Linked DNA regions of Mus musculus: region 1 is linked to region 2. Evidence: chromatin loops called from intact Hi-C (ENCODE). Cell type or tissue: heart. All regions are shown on one strand. Each heading gives the region's core, and the rest is flanking DNA. Links, peaks and the distances in the headings are about the cores only.

Region 1 (15,091 bases), core at 3,284-11,283, 200 kb before region 2:
AGTGACAGACTACAACGTGGAAGTGTAAGCCAAATAAACCCTTTCCTCCCCAAGTTGCTTTTGTCATGGTGTGTTGTCATAGCAACAGTGACACTAAGACACAGTCCACTGTGGCATAGAAGACATGGTGGCAGCAGCTTTAATACTGCTTGTGGCTTCTCTTTTTTCTCTCTTCTAAGCTACAAACCAGCAGTTTTGTAGGAATCTTACCAGAGACCCCATTTACAGGAAAAAGACACACAGTAAATCCTTTGAGCAACCCTACTGACTCTTGACTTTACCTTATGAGACTGTAATTTCATCCAAGGCATCTTCAGAGCCACCTTATTTATCAAAAGAAATAGAAAAGAAAATTGGGAGGGGGGATGATTTCTTAGCAAACATTGGAAATACAAGTTGAGAGCCATCAAAATGGTATATATGGTTAAGGCTAAGAATTAATTGCATACTCTATCTTGAAGAGCCTGTACCCAGCCACCACTTGGATGCGTCGTTTCTACCTTGGGAAACACATCCTGCCACTTGGGTATATCTTATTTTCTTCTGAGTGCCTTTTAACTCTCATGCTTAAGCCTGTATCTAAATATCTTTAATAAAATGTCCAACTTTGCTTCACTATACCAGCAAGTCCTGAAGTTCCCAGTTCATTTCAGCCTTTATTGAGGTCCTTAAAAGCTGAGGGGAACTTCTTAGCCTAGCGAGGCAAGAGCATCATGAACTGTTTCTGTCCTACTGACCTAGCAAACCACATGGGCCCCACAACCTGAATGACACAGGTTGCAGATCGGGTGTCCAAACATATCAGCCTGGGGAGCATATTTCAAACACCCAGCTACCACAAATTGGTAGGTTCATTATTTCCTTTTTTTTTTTTTTTTTTTTTTTTTGATTTTTCGAGACAGGGTTTCTCTGTATAGCCCTGGCTGTCCTGGAACTCACTTTGTAGACCAGGCTGGCCTCAAACTCAGAAATTCACCTGCCTCTGCCTCCTGAGTGCTGGGATTAAAGGCGTGCACCACCATGCCCAGCTCATTATTTCCATTTTTAAGACTAAAAAATATATAAGTACATCAATAATTATGTTTACTAGTGACTATAATTTATAATCTTTTAAAATGCACTAGCAGCAGCTTAGCTGGCTTGCCCCCAATGGGAAATATACAGAATCCACTTTGGTAACTGTTGTCAACAGGATAAAGCTCTGGGATTTAGCACGGCATAGGGGAGGACCCATCAGGATGGCCTCTGTCCACACTCCAGCCACATCTCGTGTCACTTGTCCCCTGGCTCAGCTGTTCTTCCTGCTCCTCTGTTTCATCTCTTATGCAACAGACTGCCACATGTCCTATACCTACATCTACCCCTACATCTCCTAAAAGAAATCTCTCCTCTGTGTGGCCACACTGATTTTCTCAGACTGACCCCAGCCATGTCTAAGGACTGAAGGGCAGTATTAAAACCACCCAAACCAGCTCTTTGAGGAGAGTCTGGTAAGCGAGCACAGCTGAGCCTCTTCCTTTGACTGAAGATCTTTCTGTAGCTCTCTGCAGTGAGGGGGAGACTTCAGCATGAGGCATAGGAGAAAGTGATTGAGAGGCAGGTCCAGCCTGTGCCTGGCTCTCCCTATGCCATAACTGGTGGTCTTTCTGAAACCTAGGCTGGTTGCTCTGTGGGGAGAAAGAAGCAGAAGTTCTTGTCAGGAGTTGGGGGGGGGGGGGGGCGAGCAATGGCAGAAACAGTGCTGAAGAAAAAGCTAAGTCAAAAATAAGGCCAGGCCGGGGAGTTCACAACTTCCTGGAGAAGTCTGCTAGAAGCCTGTTTCAAGTAGGTCGCAGAAGCAGAGCTTCAGTGTGATCCTAGAGGGAAACTAAGCAACTTGTACCCTTTTGGAGACGGGGAACAAAGAGAGGCTCAGGAGGTCATGCTGTCTGCCAGGCAGGGTTACAATGTATGGTCATTTGAGTGAGCAATGTCTCTGACAGGCTCAGGTGTTTGAACAGTTGGTCCCCAGTTGGTGGCGCTGTTGTGGGAGAGGCTACAGCCCTGATGGAGAAATACATTGCTAAGGGTGGGCTTTAAGACTTGAAAAGTCTCACTCCACCTGCAGTCCTGCCTCTGGAATGTGTAGAATTATGTGACCTCCCTGCTTCCTGACCCTGCTGCCGTGCCTGGCCTGATGGACACTTATTCCTCAGAACTATACGCCAAAATAAACTACTTTTCTTTAAGTTGGTTCTGTCCTAGTGTTTCTTCATAGTAACAGAAAAGTAACTGACAGAACTTGTTGAAGAATTACCCAAGCTCTTATCTCTCTCTTCCTCTGGACTGGTTCATTGGCCCCTAACTCTACCTCTATCTCCATGCAGAAACCCCAATGGGCAGGGCCTTCCTCACATCCTCCAGCTGCCAGGTCTAGGTCTGAGCTCTAATGGAAAGCTGGGAAGTCCTATTATCCGTCAAAAGACTGACCAGAGAGCATTAAACAAAGCCAACACTTAGCTTCCCACTTCCCCTCTTACACTGACAATTTAATAGGCACAAGTTCCCAAACTGGGAAAGAGACAAATGATTTGCTTTTCAGACCTCGGATCATAAATACAATCAGACAAACCTAGTTAAATAAATGTGCTCCGCTCAATGACTGCAAAGAAACTGAGTGATTATCATGCAACTGTATTTAGGGTCCATAAATTCCGTGCAGACTTCTTAAAAACTGCCGATTCCAGGAAATCTCTTAAGACATTGATTCTGGCAAGCCTGGATAGCACCTTGATGGTATATGGACACTTCAGATTCCCCCAGTGAATGTGGATGCAGGTAGTTTCAGTGGCCTAGACAAATAAAAGGAGGAAAGTTTAAGCTGCAAAGGCTGCTGGAGTCATTTAAACACTGTATGTAGGGGAAGTGTCTTTGCGTAGGTTGCCTCTATGCTATGAGTTATGCGGCAGGCCACCTGTGTTCCGGTTGTGGGCTCATCTGCACCCTTGGGCCATCATTTGACTTCTCTCCTGGCTGGCCAGCAAGGTGGTGACTCTGAACTCTGCAGTGGACCCCTGCGTTTCTCATTATGAGATGCGATCCGTAACTTGGCTCATCCTCTCATTTCGGTGGCTTTGGCTACCGTGTGCCTCCGCGGAAAGGCAGAGTTTCTCTCTGGATGCAGACAGAGCCGAGCTGATCAATCTCATGCAATGACAGGTCCAGAAGAACGTTCAGAACAGCGACTTCCTGCTCAAACCATCTGCTCTAGTCCTAACCGCAGCTCTGCTTCCCAGGGCTCCACCCCCGCCTGCCCTTTGTTCTTAACTCCCAAGGCCACCCACACTGTCACCTCTTTCCCAGGGTCCTGGGAGCCCCTCCCTTGTACGGAAGGGGTTTTTTGTTCCCTTCCACCTCTTAGTATTTTAAATTGCTCTGTGCCTAGATCTCTGATCTCAGCCCTTCTCCTCCTTAGTTTCCGGTCTAGGTTGTCAATCACTCCATTCCATCTGCTTTTCTTTATTTCTTTCCTAGCCTGGAATAGAAGAATTTCCAAGAGTTTCCAGTCCCTGCTGGTGGATGAAGGTCTGGTTTGACAAAAGACCCCTTTCTAGTCCTTACTTACTGCGTGCCTGATCCGAGAGTGGACTTGGGTGTGTGCCATGCCCCAGGGAAAGGAAAGAGAGAGGGATAAAAAGCCTCATCCTGCCAACGGGACTAATGCCAGATCCTTCTCTGTTCGAGTCACCGGCAGTGAATGTCACTCTGTGCGGTGTCTTGGCAGCCAACTGGTTTTCCAGGGCGATACCCCTGTGAATCGCCTGAACTCCATTCACAGCATTCAAGGAAAAGTACAGAAGAAAAGCTAAACTAGATTAGACCAATCTTCCTCCTGGAGCAATGGAGCTCTTAACAGCAGCCATGACTGGCAGTTGCCCTTTGAGCTATTTACCTCATTAGATTAGGGGCAGCCGCAAACAGCTTCTTTTCTTTAGTAACTCAGCACTTAAGTTTCTCTTTTATTCCCACCACCATTACGTCCTGCCAATTTCTGCTGCCTCCTTCATTGTTCTTGCCTTCATTATCTCTCACATCCCAGCTCCTGGCAGGGTCTGATTTCTGTTTCAAGTCTCCCCTCACCTCTACTAGAGCAATCTCATAGATTCCTATAGCCTAACCAACATCATCTAAGACTCCATCTCTACTCAGGCCCTCCTCAGGCCAGTGTCCCAAGACCATCTGCATAGCTCCAACCTTTATCCTCTCATTTCCTTCACCAGCCTTGTACTGTTAGGGTTTTGGGAAGAGAGAAAAGAAAGAAAAAAAAAGTCTGAAAATAATCATTGCTAACACAATATTTTCTGAATAATTTAGGCATGAAGTCAATTGAATTCACAGGTGCGGATGCTCCGTAGACAAAAGCCGAGTGCATTTAAGGTAATTTAATGCTGGGACTCTCTTAGCTTGTGTACCTATAACCTGCACATAGGTCTGATGTATATTAACCCGTTTGGTCTCTTGGATGTATATAATTTAGGTTTTTAATGAAGCTAAAAAAAAAAATCCATTGAGTGCAGGTGGGTCTGCCACAGTTGCTTAAATAAATATTTATTTAACTGGCTGGCTCATTTCCTCCGGCCTGATCATTAATTATATTCATGTTAGAGCCTATTATACTTCTGTGTGAAGCTTTCTGATTGTCTCATGAGCACATTGTGCTGTTCTCAGAGGGCTATCAATTCTCTGGGGGGGGGGGGGTGTCAAAGCATTTGCTCTTTGCCACCCGAGGTTCAGTCTAATCCTCTCTAGCACAGATGAGTGGGCAGGGAGAGTGACGCTTTGGTTATGGCAGAGAGGGGTGGGGGTCTTTTGATGATGTTTCTCTAGCCAGTTGCTAAGCAGAAGGAAAGCAATCCCATCAAGCGAATGGCAGTCCACCTGGAAAGATGTGTTTGGTAGGAGGCAGGAGGGAGAATTAAAACGAGGCCAAGGGAAGTAGGAAGACCTACTCACACGGTGTGTAGTTACTTATTCCTTTAGAGCGTTTCTTTTTCATCCCTGCAAAGGCAGGGTCTGAAACCACCCGGGATGACTGACAGATATATATTACCACCCCCGTTGACTGTGTTGTTCTGTGAGAGGAAGACTCGGGAGAAAGGAAAGAGAGAAGTGGCAAGTAGAAACGGTGGTGTCTGGTCAGCAATAATCATGGTTGTGGTGCTGGGTTTGTTGGTTTGTTTGTTTGTTTGTTTAAGATTTATTTATTGTATAGGAGTACAGTGTAGCTGTCTTCAGACACACCAGAAGAGGGCATCAGATCCCATTACAGATGGTTGTGAGCCACCATGTGGTTGTCAGGAATTGAATTTAGGACCTCTGGAAGAGCAGTCAGTGCTCTTAACACTGAGTGATCCCTCCAGCTCCGGTGGTGCTGGTTGATTTAAGCCTAAACTCTGTCCGAGTTTCTGTGGGATAGAACTGTTTGTCTCTAACGCCAATATAAATGTATTCCTTGGCTTTGAAAAGAAATATACAAATAACTCTCAATGTGGTCAATCCATCTTAATTTCTGGGAAGCAAAAGAACAGAGGGAGGGAAGGAGGAGAGTGGAGGAGGGAGAGGGAGAGAAAAAGTGATTCAGTGTGTATGTGTAAGAGAGAGAGAGAGAGAGAGAGCGTGTGTGTGTGTGTGTGTGTGTGTGTGTGTGTGTGCGCGCGTTCTTTCTCAAGTCCCTTGGATGGTGCTGACACCATTGTTACTTCTTGAGAATAGACCTTTCCTAAGTCACCCACTCATGTTTTGAAACTTGCCAGGATTTGAAATAATTTGATGAGTTTTCAGGGCTAAAATTATCCTTGGAGGAAAAGTCCTACACACCACATATTCATACATACCCCGGAGAAGAGTCTAAAAATGCATTGTTTCATCATCCGTGCTGGTAGTCAGGGCTGGATAATTCATCTCTGCTCAATTAGGGAGCAGAAATCTGTATGCACCTCTCAACACGTCTGTCTCCATAGCCGCTCTGCCTGGAAACCACATCGGACACGATGTGTGTCCTCTCCCGCACTGCTGCGTACTGGTATATGGAGTGTCCTTTTCAGCTAAGAAAAAGGGAGACCTCCTCATCTGCTGCAGAGCTGGCTTGCCCAGAGGGGAAACCTGGGAGGAGAGAACGTGTTATACATCACAGTGTACCCTAAAGTTGTTTAGCAACCAACAAACAAGATGTTAAGTTTCCCACTTTAAAAAGTGGGGATTTGACTGGGCCTGGATTTATTCCTTTAAACCCAGCAAGGCAGCGGCAAGTGGACCTCTGTGACTTTGAGGCCAACCTGGAATACATTGCAAGTTCCAGGCCATTCAGGGATACACAGTAAGATTGCCTCGAAATAGATAGGCAGGCAGGCAGGCAGACAGACAGATAGACAGATAGATAGATCAGGTCCTGGGCCAGTGAAATGGCCCAGCTGATAAAGCATTTGCTGTGCAACCCCAGAACCCAAGTAAGGTGTAAGGAGAGAATCAACTCCGTAAAGTCGTCCGTCCTCTCACCTCCACATGCGTGAGGTGGCAATTTAAACAAACAAACAAACAGACAGACAAACAAACAATTTTTAAAGGGGTTTGTGATCTAGAAAACACACTCATTTCTTTTCATTTTCTTTAAGGAAACCCACAGGACAGGAAACACTGGTCCAAGTGAAACCTGTGGCTAGATCGTCCCCGCCAGCAACGACTCATCTCCTAAAATCACGCTGCTAATTTAACTAATGATTTTGCTTTGTCCTCAGCTGGTACATGGCTAAGTTACTTTAGAGAGAGGCAACATCTTAAAGACACTCCAGTTGCCTGGGTGAGCTACAGAACACTTTTACCTCTTCCTGAGTGTCCAAAGGAAAGAATGCTGGGGGCGATTTGGTGACCTTGGAGACCCATTTGATCTAAATGTACACACCTAGTCTTTTCACATCGCTAACTCCTTTTCCTCTTGTGGGAAAAGTGCCCTCCCTTCATCTTCCCCACCCGCCTACCCTGCCCACTTAATGCCCTCCCCTCGCCTGGGTCAAATAACACTAGTTATTTGAGCTGTAACTGGCACTGCCAGCTGCCTCTTCCTACCTGTGCTTGGGCTTTGGGAAGCATTGGTGAATGCTTCATCTTAGGGCTCTGCTCCACATAAGCTAATGAGGTACATAAAAAAAATAGTACATTTTAAAAATGTAAGATGTTTTTAAAAGTCGCCCCAAGACCGGGAGAACTGAGTGCTTCCTCAAAGTGCTCCTCCATCTTTCAACCTGCTGCTCTAGTTTCTTTATCACACTGTGCTGTGACAAAAGGAAGATTTGTTAGCCCATGAAATCAACAAGAGTCTTTATCCTCTGAGCATCTTCAGCACACCCTCGCTGGGAAACAATCAATTGACCTTCCTACCTAAAGGGAACCGAGTTTTATGCCTAATAACCTCAGGCTGCCACTAGAGGGCAATGTAGTCACTATTCACCACTATACACGCTATACCACTATACACCACTAAAGGGGTCCCGGGGGGTCACAAAAGCAGCTTTTTAAAAGAAAAAAAAATCTTATTTCTCATTCTTTGTGTATTTCACCATACTTTTAAAATATAGGTTCTATATTTAAGTTCAAAAAGACATTTCACTACATAAAAAGAACACTTTCAATAGAGGCTTGCCAGAGAATCAAAAAGCCTGTAGATTAATTCCTTGGCCTGGAGAGAAGAAATTGCCAGTGGATTGGGGGCTCTTCTGTATTGCCCTCTCTGATAACATCAGTAGAATTTCTTTAACACTTTTAAACTGTCCAAGGTCCCACATGTTTCTCCACTGTGTATATGAAAAACTCACATACACAAGACTAAGTACCCGTGAGTCCTAGGAGGATGGAATAAATTACAACTTTCAGTCTAGGAAGATTCTATGTATTTCTCGCTGAGGTGGGTCTTGAGGTATAGCTAGTTTGAAGAATACTTGCCATATGCTTAGCATATGCATAGGACATGAGTTTAGTCCCTACGACCACACAGACATCAACACACACACACACACACACACACACACACACACACAGAGTTTGCTTCTGAGGCATGGATTCAGAGCCACTAATGAGACAAAGGACAAAGGGTAGGTTTCTGGTGGGTCACCTTCTACCCCCCATTGTCATGATGTCAGATGAAACTTCTATACAAAGCCTTCACCCAGAGACCTTTGTTCAACCTTCCAAGAAAACAAAAACAAAAACAAAACAGAAAGCCACAAGCATTACTCTGTCAGTTTTACTCCCATGGTTCATTGCTTTGATCTTTCTGATAAGACCTAACACACAGCCTTGTACTGTATTTAATCTGCCTTAGGGCCCCGCCATGGTTGGAACCGCTAGAAGGCCAGGCATGTTTGCTCATATGTATAACCCAGAATCTCACATATAATACAATTTTGGTAGAACCTAACAGTCTCTTTCCTTATGGAAAAGGTTGGGATTGTATTTATTTTCCAGCAACTATAAATTTGAACCTTGTTTGGTGTCTGTCTGTCTGGTTTTTTAGTCTGTTTTGACTCCATCTGACTTAGCAGCTGTACTCACCACTTCTAAAAGTGGATTTGTATATGACTGAAGGACTTGATAAGCATTTAGAACTAACATCTAATTTAATTCACAGTCACATACTTATTTGCTGGCTTTAATTCTTTCCTCACCCTATTTTTAATAATGGTCCTTAAACGCTTTAACCTCCCTTCTCGCCCACCACCCACCAGAGGTTGTGGGAAAGATAGGTTATTAGGATACAGGGGAAGTGGACCTGTTTAGAAATGGTTCTTTGGAGCAAATCCCTTCTGCATTGTCAGGAAGTCAGCAGTTCCGTTCACCGGTCAGCTGTGGCAGCTTGATCCACTTGCAAACACTTCACGCACATACCAGCAGTCCGGTTCAGTAATGTCGTGATAGCAGCAGTGGTGGCATGACCTAGCAGAAACAGTCAGACCTTAGTCAAGTCGGCAGGAGTCAGCCGGTGGGACCAGGGCCAACAGGGATGCCAGGAGAAGTTCTTTGCTGTGCCTCTCTTAGCAAAGACGTGAGACCAAGAAGTGTTGCATAGATTGCTCTACAAGCAATCCCCTCCCACAGTCCAGAGTCCTATTTATATTCCCTCCAAACTTCATGTGTGCTCCACAGGTCTTGCCTCACATGTGTCTTGCCTCAGCACATTAGTCTTTCTTAGCAAACTTCCATGTGAGTCAGTAGTATCAGCTGACATCACTGCCCACTGACCTGGGTCCACAGAAGCAGCAAAAAGCCGCCAGCATACCGTTAGAGGTTTTTAGTGTGTTTCTTTCTATGGAGTCCTGACAAGTGGAGCTCAACAATGCATGTAAGGTGAACCAAGACGTGTGTGTCATTAGCAAAGAATCCTTCATCACGCGTCCTTTCACGTCCTGGCTTTAGCCGACCATCCTTTCACCTGTGTCTGCTTCAGGAAAACACTCCTTCACGTGTTTGCCTCAGAAAGACACCATCTGATACAAATGACTTTCCGAAGAAAGCAGCAGTGTCCCTTTTATTCTTTTATATTGCTCATAAAGCCATTTTTGTTTATTTATTTTTCATTCCCCCCCCCTTTTTTTTTATCATGGTTTCTCTAGGCAGCTCTGGCTGCCCTGGAACTTGTTATGCAGAACACGATGTCCTGGAACTCCCCGAGACCCACGTGCCTCTACCTCCCCAGTGCTAGGACGAAAAGCATATGCCCTGACGTCCTGGATTTATGTTCTGAATGATTTGGCCAACTTAACTGTATTTGCACAGTCAAAGAAGCTTATTATAATCTTTCTAACGAATTCAAGCATAAATAATTGCCAGCAGCTGAGTGTTGTTGTAATGCTGGCTGATATAATTCTACTCCTAATAATGTATTTGTTTATTCTGTAAATGTTCATTAAGTGCCTACTGGGAATCATGCTCCGCTCTTGGCATTGGGATAGGGTGAAAAAGGACTGTTGGTTGCTGCCCAGTGGTGTTGACATTCTAGCCAAGGTGAGAACAGAGAGACACACAGTGTGTCAGGAGTCGGTAAGCCTGCGCAGTATCACTTGACAATACGTGTGCGACTTAATGAAGGATTTTAGAAGTTTTAAAAATAAAGGCTGGAGAGATGGCTCAGTGGTTAAGAACACTGGATGTTCTTCCAGAGGACCAACTTTGATTCCCAGCACCCACACAACAGCTCACAGCTATTGGGGACCCCAGTTCCATAGGATCTGACACCCTCTTTTGTCCTCCAGAGGCACCAGGCATGGAAGTGGTATACAGACAGGTACACATTCATGCAAAACATCACACCACACACACACACACACACACACACACACACACACACACACACACACACACACACACACGAGAGAGAGAGAGAGAGAGAGAGAGAGAGAGGGAGAGAGAGAGGGAGGGAGGGAGAGGGAGAGGGAGAGAGAGAGAGAGAGACAGAGAGAGAGAGAGAGAGAGAGAGAGAGAGAGATTTTTTTAATGGTTTGTGTTTAACACAATTTCCAGTATCCTCTCCCCCATCACTTTGTTAGGGATACTGTGGATGGAGGTTCTCTCTCTACTCTGAACTCTGCTCTTGACTCTATTAATTTTTTTTTTTACCGTGGTATCGAATTTAGCACAAGACTAAGGAGATGACTCCATATGTAATACTTGCTGTACAGGCATAAATTCAAATCCCTAATGCCCACATACAAATCTAGGCACAGCTACACATGCCTGCAACCCTGGTGATGTGGGTTGCCGGGGCTCAAGGATCACTGATGCTTGTTGCCTGCCCGGCTAGCTCCAGGTTCAATGACAGACTCTATATCAAGAAATTAAGATGGAGAACAGTAGAGCAGGATACCCAACATCCTCTTCTGACTTCTGCATGTTCAGGAGTGTATGCAACAGCCCCCCCCATGTGCTCTCATGGCATGCACGTGCACAAACACACTCACACATACATACACACACACCCCACAGATATAAAAACAGGGCAGATTTAACAGCTTAAAACAGCAGTCATGTATGAGTTCATGATTCTGTTGGTTAGAAGCTGAGACACATCTGGTTAGATTCTCTACTGAGGGGTCCACAAGGCTGAGGTCAAGGATCAGCTGCCTGAGCTCTGTTGACAGAATACAACTCTTTACAGTTGCAAGGCTGATGTCCCTGCTAAGTCCCTTAGCTCATGTGTAGGGAAGAATATAGGAGCTGCTGGGTTTGTTTAAACTCTCTGCTCTGACTGTTGACTATTTGGGGTGACAGCTCCACTTTTACTGGGTAATGACTATTTAAGACCCATTTTCTCTACTTTGCCACATAAAAGGCATAAAATTGGTGTCATTGTTGCTGCGATGAAGTCATTTATGATGGAAAGGCAGAAAATGTATGATTTTTAGGTTTCAAGAGCATTTATCTTTGGCAGATATATAATAGACAAATGACTTAAGCTGTCAAAATACAATTCATTAAATGTGATTAGTTAAACTCTTGTTAACCTACATATTTTACTTAATAGTTCAGAGTACTGAGTTAATGAAACAAGTACCTTTGCTCTCTGAAAATGTGATTTCTCTAAATACGTGGCCCTGGGCTCACTACCAACTCATCTAGAATCACTTGTTAGGGCTTACGTCACACAAGGATTCCTGGGCCAACCCCCAAAGTTGATAACCAAAATAGGACTTTTTTTGGCTATATATAATAATAACAGCAATAAAGGCCATTTCTTATGAGGAAGGTGATGTAGTCAGTCAAGTTCTGTGGATCATGAATCACACAAGAAAACCCAGTCTTCTTTATTTTCTCTCTTGCTGCCATCAATGGCATCAACTTTATTCCACAGAGCTTATTCCCCGGAACCTCCACGCAGGGGCTAGGGTTGGGTGAAAGAGGGAGGAGGAGAGGGAGAGAGAGAAGAGCTTGTCCTCTCTCTCCCAAGTTCGCTATGCGAAGAAGCATTCTCCCTTAAAAGTTCTGAAAATACTTCCCTTGCCTTTGCTAACTTGAGTTGGGTTAAACCCCCAGCTTTAAATTAATCATTGTGGATAAAAGATGGACTTTCATTGATTGGCTATAAGTAGCACACTCACGTTTAACATGGAGACTTCTTTTCCTAAAACATCTTTTCTCTGCATCAGAGGAGAACCCGGCAGGAGGGTGTGGAAGATAAGGAGAAACAGCCAATGAGAAGACACCACAGCACCCACTACACTCTTCTGACTCTTTAGCCACTCAGGTAGTACACTCACACTCTCAAAGATCACGATGTGAGGCAATCACGGATTCAGCTTAGATGTCCTTTAAAAGATGAATGAATAAAACATTATGGTATGCATACAGGATAGTATTTTGTTTAACTATGAAGAATGAAATCTTGTCACTTGCAGGAAAATGGATGGGACTGAAAATGATCCTGTTAAGTGAAAACATCCATGAGCATGCAAGGTTCTTCAGTCTTCCACTATCTTCTTCAACTTCTTTCTTCAGCATGATGACGTTTTCATTATAGAGGTCTTTTACTTCCTTGGTTTTGTTAATTCTAGGATCTTCATTTTTTTTCCTTCCTCTCTTTCTTCTCTATTCCCTCCTTCCTATCCTCCTTCCCTCCCTCCCTCCCTCCCTCCCTCCCTCCTTCCCTCCCTCCCTCCCTCCCTCCCTCCCTCCCTCCCTCCCTCCCTTCCTTCCTTTTTCTATAGTTGTGATGGGACTATTTTCCTGGTTATTCCTTAGCATGCTTGTTATTAGTATTTGAAAGATTACTGCTTTTTTTTAGACGTGGATTTTGCATCCTGTCACTTTGCTTAAAATGTGTGTCATTCTCTTGAGGAATTTTAGGGTGTCTTATCTATGGAATCATATTATCTGTAAGTAAGGATACTTTGGTTTTTTTCCTGTTTATCTCTTTTGTTTCCTAGTCTTATTGCTCTAGTTAAGGCTTTGAAAACTGTGTTGAGTAAAAGTGGATAGAGCAGAAAACCTTGTCTTGTTCCTGGTTGTAATGGAAATGCTGAGTGCCCCTCTGTCGGTATAATGTTGGTTATGTTTGTCATATATAGCCTTTATTATGTTGATACATATTCCTCTATTCCTGGATTCCTCGGACTCTTATCCTGAAGAAATATATGTTAAATTTTGTCAAAAAGACTTTAGTGTTCCTATTGAGATAGCCATGTGATCTCAGTAGTTTGTGTGCAATGTACTTACTGTGTTTCTTGATTTGCATGTGTTAAACCACTGGGCTTCTAAAATGATGACAACTTGATCATGGTGATTAATGTGCTCTTGAATTTGGTTTGCATTTTAATGAGAACTTTTATATCTATGTTCATCAGGGAGATTGATGCATGGTATTTTTTGTAGTTGTGTCTTTGCCTGGTTTAGGTATCTTGGTAATTCTAGCTTTATATAAAAAAAAGGTTTTGTGGTTTTCTGTTTCATAGACATAAATTGAGAAGCATTGCTGTTCTTCATTTTTTAAATGCCTTCTCTGTGTGCATGTGTGTGTGGTTGTGTATGTGTGTGCATGTTCGTGTGGATATGTGTAGGTGTGTATGCATGTGTGTGTGTGTATGTGTGTGTATGTTCGTGTGGATATGTGTAGATATGTGTGTGTGTGTGTGTGTGTGTGTGTGTGTGCATGTTCCTGTGGATATGTGTAGGTGTGTATCGTGCGTGTGTGTGCATGTTTGTGTGGATATGTGTAGGTGTGTGTGTATGTGTATGGGTGTGTGTGCATGCATATGCATGCAGGTCCTTAAGTTCAGATCCCCTGGAGCTGGAGTTACAGGCAATTGTAAAACTGCCATAGGCACTGGGGACTAACCCCAAGACCTCTATAAGAGTTGTAAGTGCCCTGCTCACCAACCCATAGTTCTTTAAATGTCTGGTAGACTTCAGCGGTGACTCCATCTGAGCTTGGACTTTTTTTGGTTGGGAGATGCTTTGATTGTCACTTCAATCACATTGCTTGCTATATGTTTGTTTAATTAATTTATCTTACTTTCATTTAATTTTGGCAGAAAAATCATCCATTTCTAAATTTAGTGGAATATGTTTTAAAAGTATGTCCCATGGTTTTCTGAATTTCATTGGCATCTGTTAATTTCATTAATCTGAGGGTTTTTTCCTCTCTCCTTTTGCTTAGTTTGGGTAAGTGGTTTGCTTCTTATGTATCTGTTCAATAAACAAACTCTTTGATTTTTTTAGATAGATTTTTTTTGCATTATAAATTTCCATTTCATTAAAATTTTTCTTGACTTTAATGACTTCTTTCCATCTACTGGCTTGGGGTTTGATTTGTTATTGCTTTTTGAAGAGCTTAAGACGCACTGCTATTTATTTAAGATCAAATTTTTCAAATGTAAGTCTCTTAAGACTGCTGTCAAGGAATCCATAGATTTGGGTTGCTGTGTTTTTGTTATCATTTGATTCTAAGAAAAATTTAAAATGTCCTTCCTGTTTCATTTGATGGCCCAATCACCATTTAGCAACGTGTCTTGTAATCATGCGTTTCTGTGTCTCCTGTAGTTTCTCCTGCTGCTGCTTTCTTTTCTCTTCTTTTCTCTTCTCTTCTTTTCTTTTTTTTCTTTCTTTTTCTTTTTTTTTTTTTTTTTTTGGTTTGGTTTTGATTTTTTGAGACAGGGTTTCTCTGTGTAGCCCTGGCTGTCCTGGAACTCACTCTGTAGACCAGGCTGGCCTCGAACTCAGAAATCCGCCTGCCTCTGCCTCCCAAGTGCTGGGATCAAAGGCGTGTGCCATCACTGCCCAGCCTGCTGCTGATTTCTAGTTTTATTCCATCCTATCAGAAAGAATATAAAAATTGCTTCAATTTTCATGGATTTGTTGATACATACTTTATGTATTATTATTATTACTATTATTATGTATTTTAAAAAATTTTGTGAGCTGCCTAAAAGAATATGCATCCTTCAGTGTTTGGATGGACTCTTCCTAGATGTCTATTGGATCCATATGAATGACAGTATCATTGAATTCATATTTCTTCTTCAATATTTGTCAGAATGACTTAGCTTTTGGAGAATATACGGAAGTCACCCAC
Region 2 (15,091 bases), core at 2,999-10,998:
AACCTCAAATACCATCACAGGGGAGGTATCCCAATAGTGTTTTTCCAGCATGGCAGATCACATACATTACAATCCACTGCACTTTCCCAACTCACCTCAAAGTACATGCACACCGGACAATCAACCCAGGACACCTGTCCTCAAGATCCCACAAAGTGGATTTATGCGCACGCAAAAACAGTTCACATTCAAAATAATTCATATCTACACTTTTTAAAAGCATTTTGACTAGAAATTAAAACAGCAAGACAAAATTAGGCACGAGATAGACCGATACTTTCATGTGCAAGGTCCTGGATTCTTGCATTGAGACTCTGGTGTCAGTCCCCACTTCAAATGTCACATTGAAAAAGTGTGGCAGAAAGATGAGTCACCTTCAATATGAAGGACGTGAGTTGTGTACACTGATGGCCCTCCTGATGATTTCAGAAGGACACCAGTGAATAGACCTTCAAATAAGGTCCTAAACATTCATGAGTTATTAGATGAGCATTCAGGTAACTGGTTTAAACAGCTACAGTGTTGTGGTTTAATGGAGGCACTGAAAGAGCTCTCTTTGACACGATGTGGAGTCCCTACATGCTGCTAGTCACTGGTGACAACATGCCTGATGTCAGGCAGCATTCTGTAGCAAGAACCCAAGAGTGATGCCTTCATCACAAAGCCGCTTATCCAATTAAGAATGCAAAGCCAGATGTGCTTCAACACTCTCTAAAACATGGTTCCTGGTAGACCATGTTTAAACTGAAAGGATTCACTTGAGATCTTTTGATATCATCATTTCCTTGAGACAGGGACTTGACTAGCCCAAGCTAGCCTCCAACTTTCTGTGTGCCAAGGATGACCTTGGATTTCTAATCCTCCTGCCTCTGCCTTCCCTATAACATACTGGGATTAGAGGCATGTGCTGCCACCCCCAGCTGTATGATGCTAGACCTGGAACCCAGGTCTTCATGCATGCGAGGCAAGCACACTACCAACTGAGCTACATCTCTAGCCCTCAAGATCTTGATTCTTCAGTTCATCTTCTCCCCCAGTACCATCCAACATCCTTTTATTTTCCTATACAAGGATGCATAGAATGGATTTCTTTCCCATCTTTGAGCTATTTCCTCAGGAGAAGCCTGCAGAACCCATTCTGAAACACAAGATAACTTTATGTGTTCCCACCAATGGCTTAATATCCACTTAACCATGGCTCCTCCGCTGACTCGAGCCCTCGGCATATACATTTCACATTCCTCACACCCTTACCACAGCGTTCCATCACCATCAACAGTCCTCAAACCTTTCCTTGGTCAAAGTGAAAGCTGGTGAACTGAGAGGGAAATGATGCACCTCCCAAAAAAAGGTGTCGCTTGTATAAAACTAGTTCCCAGGCTGTCCTTGATCCTTCAGAACAAAGCTGGTGGCATCACCCTCAAAAACCCCCAACAATGAATTCTCAAGTAGCTATAGCTTCTATAGCCAGGCCCCAACAGCTCATACCTAAATCTACTGATAGAAAGTAACTACGACTTCCTAATATTGAGCAATACAGATCTAGAATTGCATGAGGATTATGATCAGACAAGGGCAGTGTGTAGATTGCCTAACTCATCGATAGGAGGTCAAGTTCTCCACTCTCCCCCAGCTCTGCCACTCTGGGAAGAGGCCGCTAGCAAGCCTTGGACTGCCAAAGACTGTGGGCTCTATCTCAGTCTTAGGGGGCCCCTGTTGGAATGCACAGTCTTTGGGTGCCACCTGAGTCTGCACTCCGTCAGGTTTCCATTGCACATGGACAATTCTGTAATTCTGACCCTCATTGTTGTCCCAGAAGATCCTCCCATTAGCGTGATAAGAAATGCAGAACTCAATTTTCTCCTCAGTTGGAATGACACGGGGCAAGTCGATGGCAAAGGAGAAGGTGTCGCTGTCTGAGCTGCTGTAAACATTCTTCATGTAGACACAGTCCACATCTGTGTAGGTTTTCCAGGTGTCAAAGGTGATCCGGACCTGAACCTTCTTCTCAAAGCTCACATTCTTCACTTTCACTGTCCCGGTCACCGTCCGATCTTGCAAAGAGCAGTTCTCGAGGCAGACAAAGTTCTTCTGAAAGCGGTCCCGGAAACTTAAGTAGTCGGTTGAGGGCTGGGGAAAATCAAAAACCAAATTTTTCTCCTCGTGAAGTTTTAAGCTGGAGGAGATATCGTTAAGGTCCAAGAGATCAAACTGCAGGTCCCACGCTGGTTCTTCTGGAAGGTCGGAGAAGACATGGATAGCAGTGAGTGACAGCCCCTTGGAGTCCGCAAACACGACCCGCTTCTTGGCTTGGTTGTGTGGGCTCTTCCACTCACTCTGCGATTTGGCTTCCTGCTTGACACTGAGACATGGTTTCAAAGGTTTCAATTTATTCACAAAATTTCTTCGTTGAAAACCATTGTAAGGACCCAGGAAACTCTTCAGAGGTGGTGAATGAGCCAAGCAAATCCTCATGGCCATGTCCACGGGCATGACGGAACTTGTCAAAGGACGTGGATCTAGCACATGGATCATTCTGGAATGAGAAAAAAAAAAAAAAAACAGTGGTAATCACCGAGGTCTGGAGTCGTCTTCCCCTGGTCCCAAATGCACACACACTAGTACTCCAGTGCAGAGAGGTGCTATCACGTGGAGAAAAGGAGAGCACTGGGGTGATGAGATCTACAGTCTAGCTCTGTGCTTGGCAGGCTGCTGGGCCCATGTGTAAACTGCCTGAAACACTCAGAGAGGATTCAGTTTCTCCATCTGAGAAACAAGAGGGCTCTATCTGAACAAGTCTGACACAGCTCTTGGAATTATGTACTCTGTTCTGGGCCAGTGGTTCTTAAACCTGTCAGATCAACAAGACCTGAGAAGTTTCTTTCCTTTAGAAAAAAAAAATTCAGATTCCGGGGACTTAAAACCACTACAGTAGAGCTTCATGGCATGGAGCCAGAAAGGTAAATATGTTCTTAAAGCTTCCCCCAAAAGAGTCCATTGGCCAGACAGCTTCTTCCATTATCACAGTCCCAGCCTCTCGCTCCCTCTGGCTGCTGTTTCCTATTTTGGCTCTCGAACCGGTTTTACTTCTCAGGAGAAGTAATCCACTTGGGAAACAATAAATGAAGCAATTCTTAAAATGTCATGCTGTCCTTAGAGTGACAGTAGGTGACGCTTGTTAAAAGAAAGAATGACTTTTTCATTTTATCACAGTCATCCTCATTTTTTCACAAATGACCAACTGCAACACCAGCCAACATCTCACAGACTAAAGGAAAAACTTTAAACAATCTACAGTTCATATAGAAAGATGCCCATGACAGGTCCAACTATAAAGGGAATAGCTACCTGCAGGGATAACAGACTTGTTCATTCTGACCAGTAATAACCACTTTACTATAGCTCTGTCTTGTAGCCTGCAGTGTACATTATATATACACAACATAAAGTAGTTTTAAAAACTGATAACCAGAAAATGAGCTGTTTTAAAATACACTGAAGATATATGAATTTATAAATACTGAAAACTACAAAGGAAAACACTAAGATGTTCATTATCTTTGACTGATGGAATTATAGCATCTACTGGTTTGGGCTTCTATGATGTTTCCTGTTGTTGAGCAGGTCCTATTTACAAGTAGGAAGGCAATAACAATAGTTTGCATCAAACAAAGAACCATCCATCAAGACTTTTCTGGCCTTTCTTTCCCTTGAACCACACTATAATTCCACACTTACAGAATTAGGTTTTTCCTCTCCAATGTCAGCCTTATAAATCAAAGAAACATGAAATACAGTAGGTGCCATTTTGGAGTCTGGGGCTTTATTAATTATTTATTCTTTAACAGTTTATATATGTATATAACATATTTTGATCATAAATATAGTCTGGCTTGAAGAATTCTCTTCATACCAGTGCTAAGCACAGCACCCTGTATATGGTCATCATCACAAAGTGGCCTGTAAAGAATGTATACTGAACTCACTTTAATAGCTCTAGGGTTTTTCTGAGAGGATTACAAACTTCCAGCAACAAAACCTCAAAGTCTATTTGTCTCACAACCATTAAGAGGCAGGATTTGGGGAGGGAGAATTCTTGGACTAAGTTACAACTGGAGATGCAACATTTCGTGAGATGGTCTTGGTTGCCTGGTTGATGGAGCTGTTGTTCGTTTTTTATTGGTTGAGCTGTTCTTGTTTTTCTTTTTGTTTTAGTTTTTTTGGTTTTTTTCCTTTTTTACTCCTGCATTTATAGAAAGTTTTAGTAGTGGGCTATTTCCCTGGAATTCTAAGTCCTGGCCAAGAGTTAAAAATAATAGCTTGCTCAAACTCTAAGACTGCATTTTCTATGACAAACCAGGAGAGGGGAAGTGGGGAAAGAAGAAATGCAAAATCCTCTACCTTTTGCCACAGGCTAAACTACCTCATCAATAAAACTAAGCTGCACCCAAGTGTTTGGGTCTTTGAGCTCAAAGGCAACAGAGTCACTTCAGCAAAGGAATCCCAGCTAAAACTGACTCACTAAGGCAGTTTCTACTGTGAGATGTAGATTCCCAAAACAGGCGCTAAGAAATACAACTCAAATTCCATCCCTTCAAAGCCTCCGGGACGATTCAACTCAGCCATCAACCTGGGAGTCTCCCATCTGCAGAGAAGACAAAACCACAAAAGCCCCCAAAGTCCCCGCAGCTGCAGGCTCCCCTCCATTCGGGCGCAGAGTTGCACTGAACCTACCTGGTGCAGCTCATTGGACCGAGAGGCAGCGGCGACCGCGACAACCGCACCCTGAGCAACTTCGCACTCAGTACTTAAGAGGATGCAGCGCCGCGGTCCAGCCGGCCGACTGACCGCAGGCAACCGGGAGGCAGCTTATCAAAGCCAGATCACGTGAACCGGTCCCTCCGACCAATCAAAGGCCGTGCGCCCTGACCAACCACTGTGCAGCTGGGGCACGAGCCCCTGCCCCTGGAACGTGATCACCGCGGGGCTGGATGTGACCAGAGCGTGCTGGAAGGCGGCCGTAGAGTCCCTGAGCCCTGGGCCAGCGGGATCCAGCCGTGTTCCCGGAGCCTGGCGTGCAGCACGTAGCTCACGGCTCGCAGCTGGCCTTCTGCAGCTTGTGCGAGCCTGGCGGGGTCTTCTATGGAAACGCGTAGGTCTGTGCAGAGTTGAATCTGAGCTCAGAAAGTTGTGGCTCCGCCCGGTGTCTGTGTTATTTGAAATGCTTGTGATGCTCCTTGCTTTGTGTCCAAGCACCTTGGCCCAAGCAAAGAGAAGTTGGCTGGCTCTTCTTCCTCCACAAATAAAGTCACACAGCCACTCAAATGTTAAGAAAACACGTGAGCCCATGAAACGAAGTGGCCGTGTGTGTGTGTGTGTGTGTGTGTGTGTGTGTGTGTGTTTCCCTCTGAAGACAGAGGCAGAGAGGGCCAGTCTGTACAGCCTAGCGAGACTCTGCCTCTGAATAAGCAAATGGAGACTATGTGCTGACCTATTCAGTTCTCTGCTTGGGAGAGAGAACTATAGGCCAACATGAAGTTACTGTCCTTGCTCATTGTCACCAATTGCAGCAGACAGCCCAAATCCCTAGACTGAGTTATGACATCCTTAGGCAGAGGTCAAAATCACAGTTGATTTCATGCCCTACCCACCCAGCGGCTTTCGCTGAGATTTCTTTCTTTTCTTCTGTGCACATAACCAACACAAAGCAAAACTAAAATAAATATTTTTTAAAGAAACGTCTACTGAACATCACAGAGGAAAAAACTTGATAATTGGACTTTTAAAAACTAAAAAGTTCGACCGGGTGTGGTGGTGCATGCCTTTAATCCCAGCACTCTGAAGGCAAGAGTCTGGAGGATCTCTGTGAGTTCGAAGCCAGCCTGATCTACAGGATGAGTTTCAGTAGTTACACAGAGAAACCCTGTTGGGGGGAGAGAGAGCAAGGCGCGCGCACGCGCAGGGGCGGGGGGAGGCATATCTGTTAATCAAATATAAAATTGTTTTCTTCTTTTGTTTTTTGTTCTTCCCCCTTTCCTTTCCTCCCTCCGAACATTCCTACGTTCCTTGGTCTCTTTCAAATTCATGGCCCTTTTTCCCCCTACTTGTTGTTCTATGCGTATGAATACTGATTATTTTTACAAAGTCCATGACCTAGCTCTGCTTGGCTATCTAGAAGCCAATTAGAATGTGCAAAAAATTCCTCTGTCATGTAACTGTCAGACTCAAGAATTGTTACAATGGAGTAAAGAATAAGAACCATGCTATGGGGCTGGAGAACGGCTCAGAGGGTAGGAGTCCCTTGCTCTTCTTTCCACAGACCAGAGAGCAGGTCGTACCACCCAGCTCAGGCGCTCATACACAGCCTGGAACTCCAGCTTCAGGGGCTCTACCGCCCTCCTCTGGCTTTTGCAGGACCTGCACACATGTGCACATAACCAACACAAAGTAAAACTAAAATAAATATTTTTTTAAAGAAACGTCTACTGAACATCACAGAGGAAGAAACTTGATAATTGGACTTTTTAAAGATTTATTTTTATATTAGACATATGAGTGTTTTTTACCCCTCTGTATGTATGCATACCACATACATGTAGTGCCCTCAGAGGTCAGAGGTGGGCACTGGATACCCTGTCATTGGTTGTAAGCCACCACGTGGGTGCTGGGAACCAAACCCTGGTCCTCTACCAAGGGTAACAAGTGCTCTTAGCCGCTGGACCATCCCTCTCTCTCCCTCTCTCTCTCTTGGGCTTTACTTCTGAATAAAGCACCTGACCAACAGCAGAACTAACGCCCCTCTCAAGATGGCCAAGACCACGTGAAAGGCCAATGTTTAGGGTTTTAATCCTCACCTGAACCCAGGCAAGTTCTAGCCTCAGATTCCTGTTGTGCAATATGGAGATGGTAAATTTGCTTTGAGGAATAAACTTGTGTGTATCAGCAACATCCCACGTTAGAGCTCAGTTCAATACTCGATCCTCCTGTGCTCATTTCTACTCTCACCTCAGCAAAGTTAGTACCTGAGAGAAGCAGCAGTCACCACCATGCATGGCTCATTGAGTCTTATCATGGGCCAAGCATGCGCACCATGTCATCTGTTAAATACTTACAGCATCCTACATGGAACTGCCTGTCATAAATACCATCTTAGATAAAGGAAAACCATTAGGAGATCAAGAAACCTGGCCGGGACCTTCCAAGTAGAGTTGTGGCTCTCTGGGATCAGAACCTGCATGCAGGATAACTGCCGTCTGCCCCATTCTGGCTTCCTTTCATTAATGGTCAGTTACAAGGATAAAGACAGGAGGCGCCTTGTGTATTGTTGGCTTCAAACACTTTGTGTTTCACAGTTGATAAATCTAAACCCCGAGGAGGAAGCAGAGCTGGTAGCCAAGGGCTGGTTAGGTCAGAGCCAAAACTAGAATCTTGGATAGGCCTTTTCTCTACGCAAACCGTATATGCTGAGATAAAGGGTGACTATTACCAGCTAAAGCTATGAAACAGCACACTGTAAGAACAATGCAGTTTGATTCTACTTAGGAGGGAAAGATATGCAGGGACAGGCTCTAGAATATTCTTCACCAAAATGTTAGTGCTTACTAGGGGATGGTGACAGTACTCGTGGTAAAATGTTTTTGTTTTGCTTCTTCGTGGTTTTTGGAGATTGTTGTTGTTGTTGTTTTGGTTCGTTTTGGTTTGGTTTTTTGGGTTCCACACACACACACACACACACAATGAACACAGAAGGCTTCTGTAATTAACAAATAAATTTGAAAAGGTTTTCAAGCTTTCAGATTCAAGTAATTCAGAGAGACTCTTAGCTGGGTGCCAAGAACCACGTTGGAAGCTTTTTAAATGTTCTCAGGCTGCCCCCACCCCTCCCCATCCCAGCCCCACCACCGTCCTAGAAAAGCTGTATTGACTCTGCTTACGCTCCTGCCCCCTGGTGTTGATTAATGCTGCCAAAACAGATTTCTATTTCAACTTCAAGAGGACTTTTTAAACAGAAAACAGTATTCTTTCCTACAAGAAGTCAAGGTAACCTGTAAGCTTAATAGTCCAAGCCTCTCCTTCAGGCTCCTAGCTGGTTTTTACTGCCTTTCATTACAGGATTGAAGGTACTGGAAAGGAATCAGTGTTTTTTCCTTGGGTGTTGCGTCAATGAAGATGGACTAAACCAGAAGTTATGAAGAATTTTATTGTTTGTGGGCTCTATCCAAGTGTGGCTTGGCAGCACTCAAACGTTGCTTTGTCTTACTCGTCTTCCCATAATAAATCTATCAACCAGGGCTCGTTAATTGGTGCATGGTGTCCAGCATCATGCTTGAGGTTACCTGGAGTCATAAGCCATAGCCCTTTACCCTTGAGACTATTCTAGATATTTCTTTTATTTTAGGCTCAAAAAGTACCCCACAGATGAGGGGCTGCTGGCTGTGTGGTTTACACAGTGGGGTTGTCCAAGCATTTGCTCAGTATCTCACCTGGAGGCTGGACTCCTTTTGTGGGAAATTCACCCTGGGGTCCCCCAGTTACCAACTCATTTTCTTTTTCTTTCTTTCTTTGTTACTTTCTTTCTTCCTGTGTACATAAGCATTTTCACACATGTGTGTGATATGTATGTGTGTGTACATGTTCACGTTTGTGCACGTGTGTAAGAGTATACATGTAGATGTAAATGTCCCACGAACATTTCCCACAGATGTTCCAACAGATGTGCTGCAGGACAACTCCCCAACAATGGGCAGCTGTGGACGGGAAGTCCAAGAATCTAGTAGTTGCTCAGTCCCACGAGGCTAGTTGTTTCAGCTGGTCTTCTGTAGAGGCTGGAATCCTGAGTAAGTAGGTTCCAACAGATGTCCTGGCAAGTAAGAGCAAGCAGGTGAATAAGAGTGAGTCTTCCTTCTTCCAATGTCCTTATGTAGGCCTCCAGCAGAAGATGTGGCCCAGACGTGTACCACCACATCTTGACCTGGGACTTGCTTTGTCCCAGGTTGACTCAGAGATCTCGCAGGTGAGCCCTCCGATTCTGGACTGTAGTTCATTCCAGATATAATCAAGTTGACAACCAGGAATGACCATTACAAAAGGGGTCATTTACTCTTCTTGATGGTGTCTCTGTAGTCACGGAAGGCTGAAGGTGGATAAAAGTGTTGAGTTACAGGGGGCCTGAAAAGTAACAGCTGAATCATGCTGAAGGACGTTTAAATGTCACTACAACATTTAAATGTCACTACAAGTGAGTGAGTCCATGTGTGTATATGTGAGTGCACATATGTGAGCATGAGTATACATGTACACGTGTGCATATGAGTGTGACTATGTATGACTGTGTGTGACTATGTGTGTAACTGTCTGTGTGTGTGTGACTGTGTGTATGACTCTGTGTCTATGACTGTGTGTATGTGCATGTGGGTGTGGGTGTGACTCTGGGTGTGTGACTCTGTGTGTGTGTGTGCATATGTGTGTGAATGTGTGTAACTGTCCCTGTGACTGCCTGTGTGACTGTGTGTGTTACTGTGTGTGACTTTGTATGTGTGTGTGACTCTGTGTGGTGTGTGTGTGTGTGTGTGTGTGTGTGTGTGGCTCTGGGTGTGTGAGTGTGTGTATATGTGCATATGAGTGTGTGTGACTATGTATGTGACTGTCTGTGTTAGTATGTGACTGTGTGTGTGTGACTGTGTATGACTCTGTGTATATGAGTGTGTGTAACTGTGTGACTCTGTGTGTATGACTGCATTGTGACTCTGTGTGTGTGTGTGTGTGTGTGTGTGTGTGTGTACAACCTGACACCTGAGTAGAGGTCAGAGGATACATGCAGGAGTTGGTCCTCTGCTATTTAGGTTGTAAGAATCAAACTCATGGCCTCGGGCCTGGAAGCAGGTGCTTTACCCACTGAACCATCTTGCCTGCCCTTTAAAGATTTTAATGTGACCACCTGGGAGATGAAGAGGGAAAGAGTTCTTCAAGAAAAAGAACAGATCAAATCCCAGCAACCACAGGGTGGCTCACAACCATCTGTAATGAGATCTGATGCCCTCTTCTGGTGTGTCTGAAGACAACTACTACAGCGTACTTACATATAATAAATAAATAAATCTTAAAAAAAAAAAAAGAAGAACAGAAATTAGAAAAAATATACCTGGATTCACAGGAAATATCAGAAGAAAAATCAAAGTGATTTTCTAAAATATTCAAAATAATATTCTGAAAAAGAAGGTACTTTAGCTCTATCAGCTTAAATTGTACTATAGAGTTTTACAAAATGAATATTGGTACCCAAATACAGAATTAGCAGTGAGAGAAAAGAATACATAAATGTACATACTTACATATTAGAATTTCCTATATGCTTCAAGAGGACATTTCTAATAAGGAGAGAGGGGATTGTTCAAAAAATGGGCATCTGACTAGCCTTGGAATGGATATTAGAAAGATGTATACAATAAATGGCTTTCATTCTCTGTGGAGAGGAGCCAAAATGGTTTGATGGCATAGAAACATGTATAAATAAGACATGTCAGTAGGAATGTCTTAAGTCTGTTCTGTGTTACTATAACAAATTGCCAGATATATAATATATTTGTAATAAATAAATGTGTAATATATAAAGAAATTTACTTGGCTCTTAATTCTGGTAGCCAGAAAACTCAAATAGAATGGTACAGGACTCTGGCAAAGGCCAACTGTGTTACAACACAGCAGAGGGTGTTCCATGAAGGAGCATAGTTGAGGCCAAACAGCAGGAGCATGCAGAAGCAACAGATCACACAGCAAGGGAGGACAAGAGACAGAGGGGAATGGGAGAGATAAGCTTCTCTCTTATATAACCAGCTCTGCCAAGAACTAATCCACTCTTTTTAAAAAAATCTACCCTGCTTCTAGAGATCAGCTTAGCATCAGTCTCTTCAGAGGATTAAGCTCTTAAAGGATCTGACACATTTCCATATGAGTTTGACACACACATCTGTCTAGGGATTCTAATTGTTTTTAATTAGGTTTTATTTAAATCTGTAATTAAAATTTTTTATTTCTTTCTTTTAAAGAAAAAAAAAAGTTCCAACCAGGTGTAATGGCACACACCTTTAATCCCAGCACTCAGGAGGCAGAGGCAGGCAGATCTCTGTGAGTTCAAGGCCAGCCTGGTCTACAGAGTGAGTTCCAGGACATCCAGGGCTACATAGTGACACATTGTCTCAAAAAAGCAGAAAAGAAGGAAAAAAAATCCTACGTGAATGCCTCACTCAGTGCTCATCAGAGACATTTCTTCCTGCAGCAAATGAGAGTTAACACAGAGCCCTGAAACCAGCCAGTGGACAGAGAGTGAGAGACTTTAGAACACTCAGTCCTAAATGGGGTGTCTTCATCAAACCTCTCCTAGAAGGGCTCAGGGATCTATGTGGAAGAGGACACAGAAAGATTTTAAGAGCCAGAGGAGTTGTATGGCACCAAGGAAATAGTCTCTTCCAGATGTAACAGGACTGACACAGGTATGAACTCACAGAGACTGTGGTGGCATGCACAGGGCCTGCACAGGTTCAAGCCAGATGAAGCCCCAGCATTGAGAGAGGAAAATGAACATAGGGTCACAAAATGTCCTAGTTACTGCTCTACTGCTGTGAGGAGACATCATGACCAAGGCAACTTATAAAAGAAAGTATTTAACTAGAGGATTGCTTATAGTTCCAGAGGATTCGTCCATGAACGTCATGGCAGGAAGCATGGTGGCAGGCAGGCATGGTGCTGGAGCAGTAACTGAGAGTTCATATCTGACCTGCAAGTCACAGGCAGAAAGTGCATGACACAGCCTATTAAAACTTCCAGGTCTGCTCCTAGTGACATACCCATGCCAAAAGGCCATACCCACTAATGCTTCCTAAACTGTCCACCAGCTAGGAACCAGACTTTCAAACATACGAGCCTATTCCGATTCTCACTCAAATCACCACACATACCGTAACCAAGAAGCTATTTGCAATCAATACCCACCAGCAAAAGGAAAATTAGTTTTCTACAATGGAGTTTCACTGGGTATAGGTATATCATGCCCCGGAGTAGGTGGGCAACACAAAAGGAAATCAATTTTATAGGGTTTTGTTTGGTTGGTTGGTTTTTTTGTTTGTTTGTTTTGTCTTATGGGTTTTTTCATTTGTTTTGATTTTTATTCTGTTTTCATGTGGTATTTCTTTTTGTTGCTTGGTTTTGGTTTTGGTTTTTTTGGAAGAGAGAGAGAAAGAGCATAAAGTTGGGCAGGGAGGGCCTGAGAAGAGTTGAGAGAGGTTGAAACATGATCAAAATATAATGAATTAAATTTTTTAATTAAAAAGAAGTTCTCTCTGAGGATAGGTAGAAAGAAGAGTGTGTGTGAGTTAATATGATCAAAGTACATGATATGTTTGAATAAAAACATATTTATGAAACCCATAATCATATTTTTTAAAGGTTAAAAAAGGTATTAGAACCAAGACTGGCTCTGTTTGGTACAGTAGGAGCCTCAGTGAATCTCCATTTCCTCCCCTCTGAGCCAGACAAAGGCCTTCAGGGTTGATTGTGCTTAGCCGGCCAAAGCTGTCTACACTGCCTTTACCGTGTCTAGGCAGCTGGTCACACTTCTGGTTTGGTCACATGTTTCACTAAGTCTTTATGTCCTAGGACATCAAATTCTGCTGCTTTGCTTTAAATATGAATGGTCCATGGGATGTGGCAGCTGTCTTTGTTACCAGGCCACTTTACTTACCAGGCCCATATTGTCCAGTACACAGGCTTTCTGTTTTCTAGCCTGACATCTGGACTCAGCTCTGAACTTACAGGAAGGGTTTCAAAGCACCTTCAGCAGACGCAAGCCCACCCACTCATAAGGTACCACAGGTCCTCTAAATATGACAAAACTCACCTAACCAGCTGCCCCTTCATACTCAGAAACAACACACTGTCCTACCCCCCTTGTAACTAGAGCTGGGCATTGTCTCCATAAACCTTGGGAAGAAAAAGTGGACCTAGTCTGGGCCAGAGCCATGTCAGAAAACTATTTCTACTTGGCTACTCCACACCAAGGATGTGATGGAAAGTTCCAGCGCAGGAGCCTGGGACTTGCAAGCATCTTTCCAGATTCCCAAAAGAGTCAACAATTTGCAGTAGGGCTTTAATATTTGTTTAAAGTGCAGTGACTCTTCTAGAATGTCACCCTGAACTTTAAAAACTCCTCAAAGCCAACTTTCTTCAAGTGTACTCCATTAGCTAAGCATTGGCTTGTTTTGTTTTGTTTTTTGTTTTGTTTTGTTTGTTTGTTGAGGTGGTGTTTGTTTGATGGTTTGTTTTTTCTGAAACAAGGTTTCTCTGTGTAGCCTTGGCTGGCCTGATCTCACTATGTAGACCAGGTTGGCCTCAAACTCACAGAGATCCACGTGCCTCTGCCTCCCTAGTGCTGGGATTAAAGGCCCATGTCACCACACCCTGCTGCAACTCTTACACTTTTGTTTTTTGTTTTGGTTTTGGTTTGTTTGTTTCTTTCTTTGTTTGTTTAAGACAGGGTTTCTCTGTATAGTCCTGGCTGTTCTGGAACTCACTTTGTAGACCAGGCTGACCTCAAACTCAGATATCCGCCTGCCTCTGCCTCCCAAGTGCTGGGATTAAAGGCACCACCGCCCGGCAACTCTTAAACTTTTAAATCACTTAGTAAAGTTAGGCGTGATCTGAGAGCCACCAGTTGCTGACACTTCCCCAGTCAAAACAGGTCAGTCACCTCCTGGAGTGACAAGTGACACTGTTGCACAGCAGAGCACTTGGTCTGGCTTTCCTGGGTGTGTGGTTGAGCTTTTTCGAGCTCAGACCATTGGTAGTTGAAAAGATTTTCGTTATGAAAAAGAACAAAAGGAAGAACATTCACTCTACCAAGAACAAATTATGTATCCAGCATGCTAGATCCTTTTACACATCTAATGATAGCCCTGGTAGTTATAATATAATTATAATATAATGTTCATTTTTAATTAATTTGGCCTTATTTATTTGTTTAGCTTCTGAGGCAGGGTCTCGAGTATCCCAGATTGGCCGAGAATTTGCCATACAGCTGAAGATGACCTTGAACTCCTGATCCTGTCTCTTCCTCACAAGTGCTGGGTTTACAGGCATGTGCCACCCTGCCTGGCTGTAATGCTAATTTCGAATTAAACGGGATTACTCTTGGGAATTTACCCAAAAACCTCTAAGTCAGTGTAGTGGTTTGAATATGCTTAGCCCAGGGAGTAACATTATTAGGAAGACTGGCCTTGTTGGAGTAGGTGTGTCCTTGTTGGAAGAAGTAGGCTTTGATACCCTCCTCTTAGTGGCCTGAGGATTTAGTTTTCTCCTGTCTGTCTTTGAATCAAGATGTAGAACATCTGCCTAGACACTGCCATGTTCCTGCCTTGATGATAATGGACTGAACCTCTGAGCCTGGAAGTCAGCTCCAATTAAATGTTGTCCTTTATAAGAGTTGCTTTGGTCATGGTGTCTCTTCCCAGCAATGGAAACCCTTACTAACAGTCATCGTATCACAGAGATATTTGCACATTCATGTTTGTAATTGCACTATTCACAATACCCTGTGTCTTAGCGCTTCAACTCTGTGATAAAACACTAGGGCCAAAAGGCAAGTTGGGAAGGAAAGGGTTTGTTTATTCGGCTTACACTCCCACACTGCTATCCATCACAAAAGGAAGTCAGGACAGGAACTCTAGCAAGGTAGGAACCTGGAGGTGGGAGCTGATGCAGGGGCCTCTGAAGGGTACTGCTTACTGGCTTGCTTCTCCTGGGTTACTCAGCCTGCTTTCTTGTAGAACCCAGGATCACCAGCCCAAGGATGGCACCTCCTACAATAAGCAGGTTGATCACTAATTGAGAAAATGCATTACAGCTGGATCTCATGATGGCATTTCCTCAACTGAGGCTACTTCTTCTCTGATGTCTCTAGCTTCTGTCAAGTTGACAACACAAAAGCAGCCAGTATACCCAGGAAATGAAATTAGCTAGATGGCATAAGCAGATGATTGTATGAAGAAAAGCCGGTACATATGCACACTAGAACTTTATGTAGCCACAGAGAAAATGAAAT

What was found. Hi-C counts contacts between places; a loop is a spot of excess contacts. Peaks named below come from ENCODE experiments on the same cell type or tissue, not always from the same donor. Only the 100,000 strongest peaks of a DNase experiment are listed, where the experiment ranks them.
Region 1: a loop joins it to region 2, with 2.8 times the contacts of the local background. A loop is called at or near these places in 6 of 42 quality-filtered maps.

The regions. Positions count from the first base shown.
Region 1 is chr19:36,531,270-36,546,360 of GRCm38, forward strand. It overlaps Gm32143 (a long non-coding RNA gene), which reads right to left and starts at 7,532. Exons shown (of 3, transcript XR_386676.3): 1 at 7,102-7,532; 2 at 5,874-6,141; 3 at 2,654-2,831. In heart, for the core only: a CTCF peak has its summit at 7,468 (motif pointing right); a DNase peak (open chromatin) is centred at 3,702; H3K27me3 peaks cover 673 bases.
Region 2 is chr19:36,731,819-36,746,909 of GRCm38, forward strand. Ppp1r3c (protein phosphatase 1, regulatory subunit 3C) reads right to left here and starts at 4,786. Exons shown (of 2, transcript NM_016854.2): 1 at 4,735-4,786; 2 at 1-2,536. The coding sequence starts at 4,748. The coding sequence ends at 1,597. In heart, for the core only: CTCF peaks have their summits at 3,049, 4,845, 6,419 (motif pointing left), 7,954 (motif pointing left) and 2 weaker places; a DNase peak (open chromatin) is centred at 4,933; H3K4me3 peaks cover 2,697 bases; H3K27ac peaks cover 3,832 bases.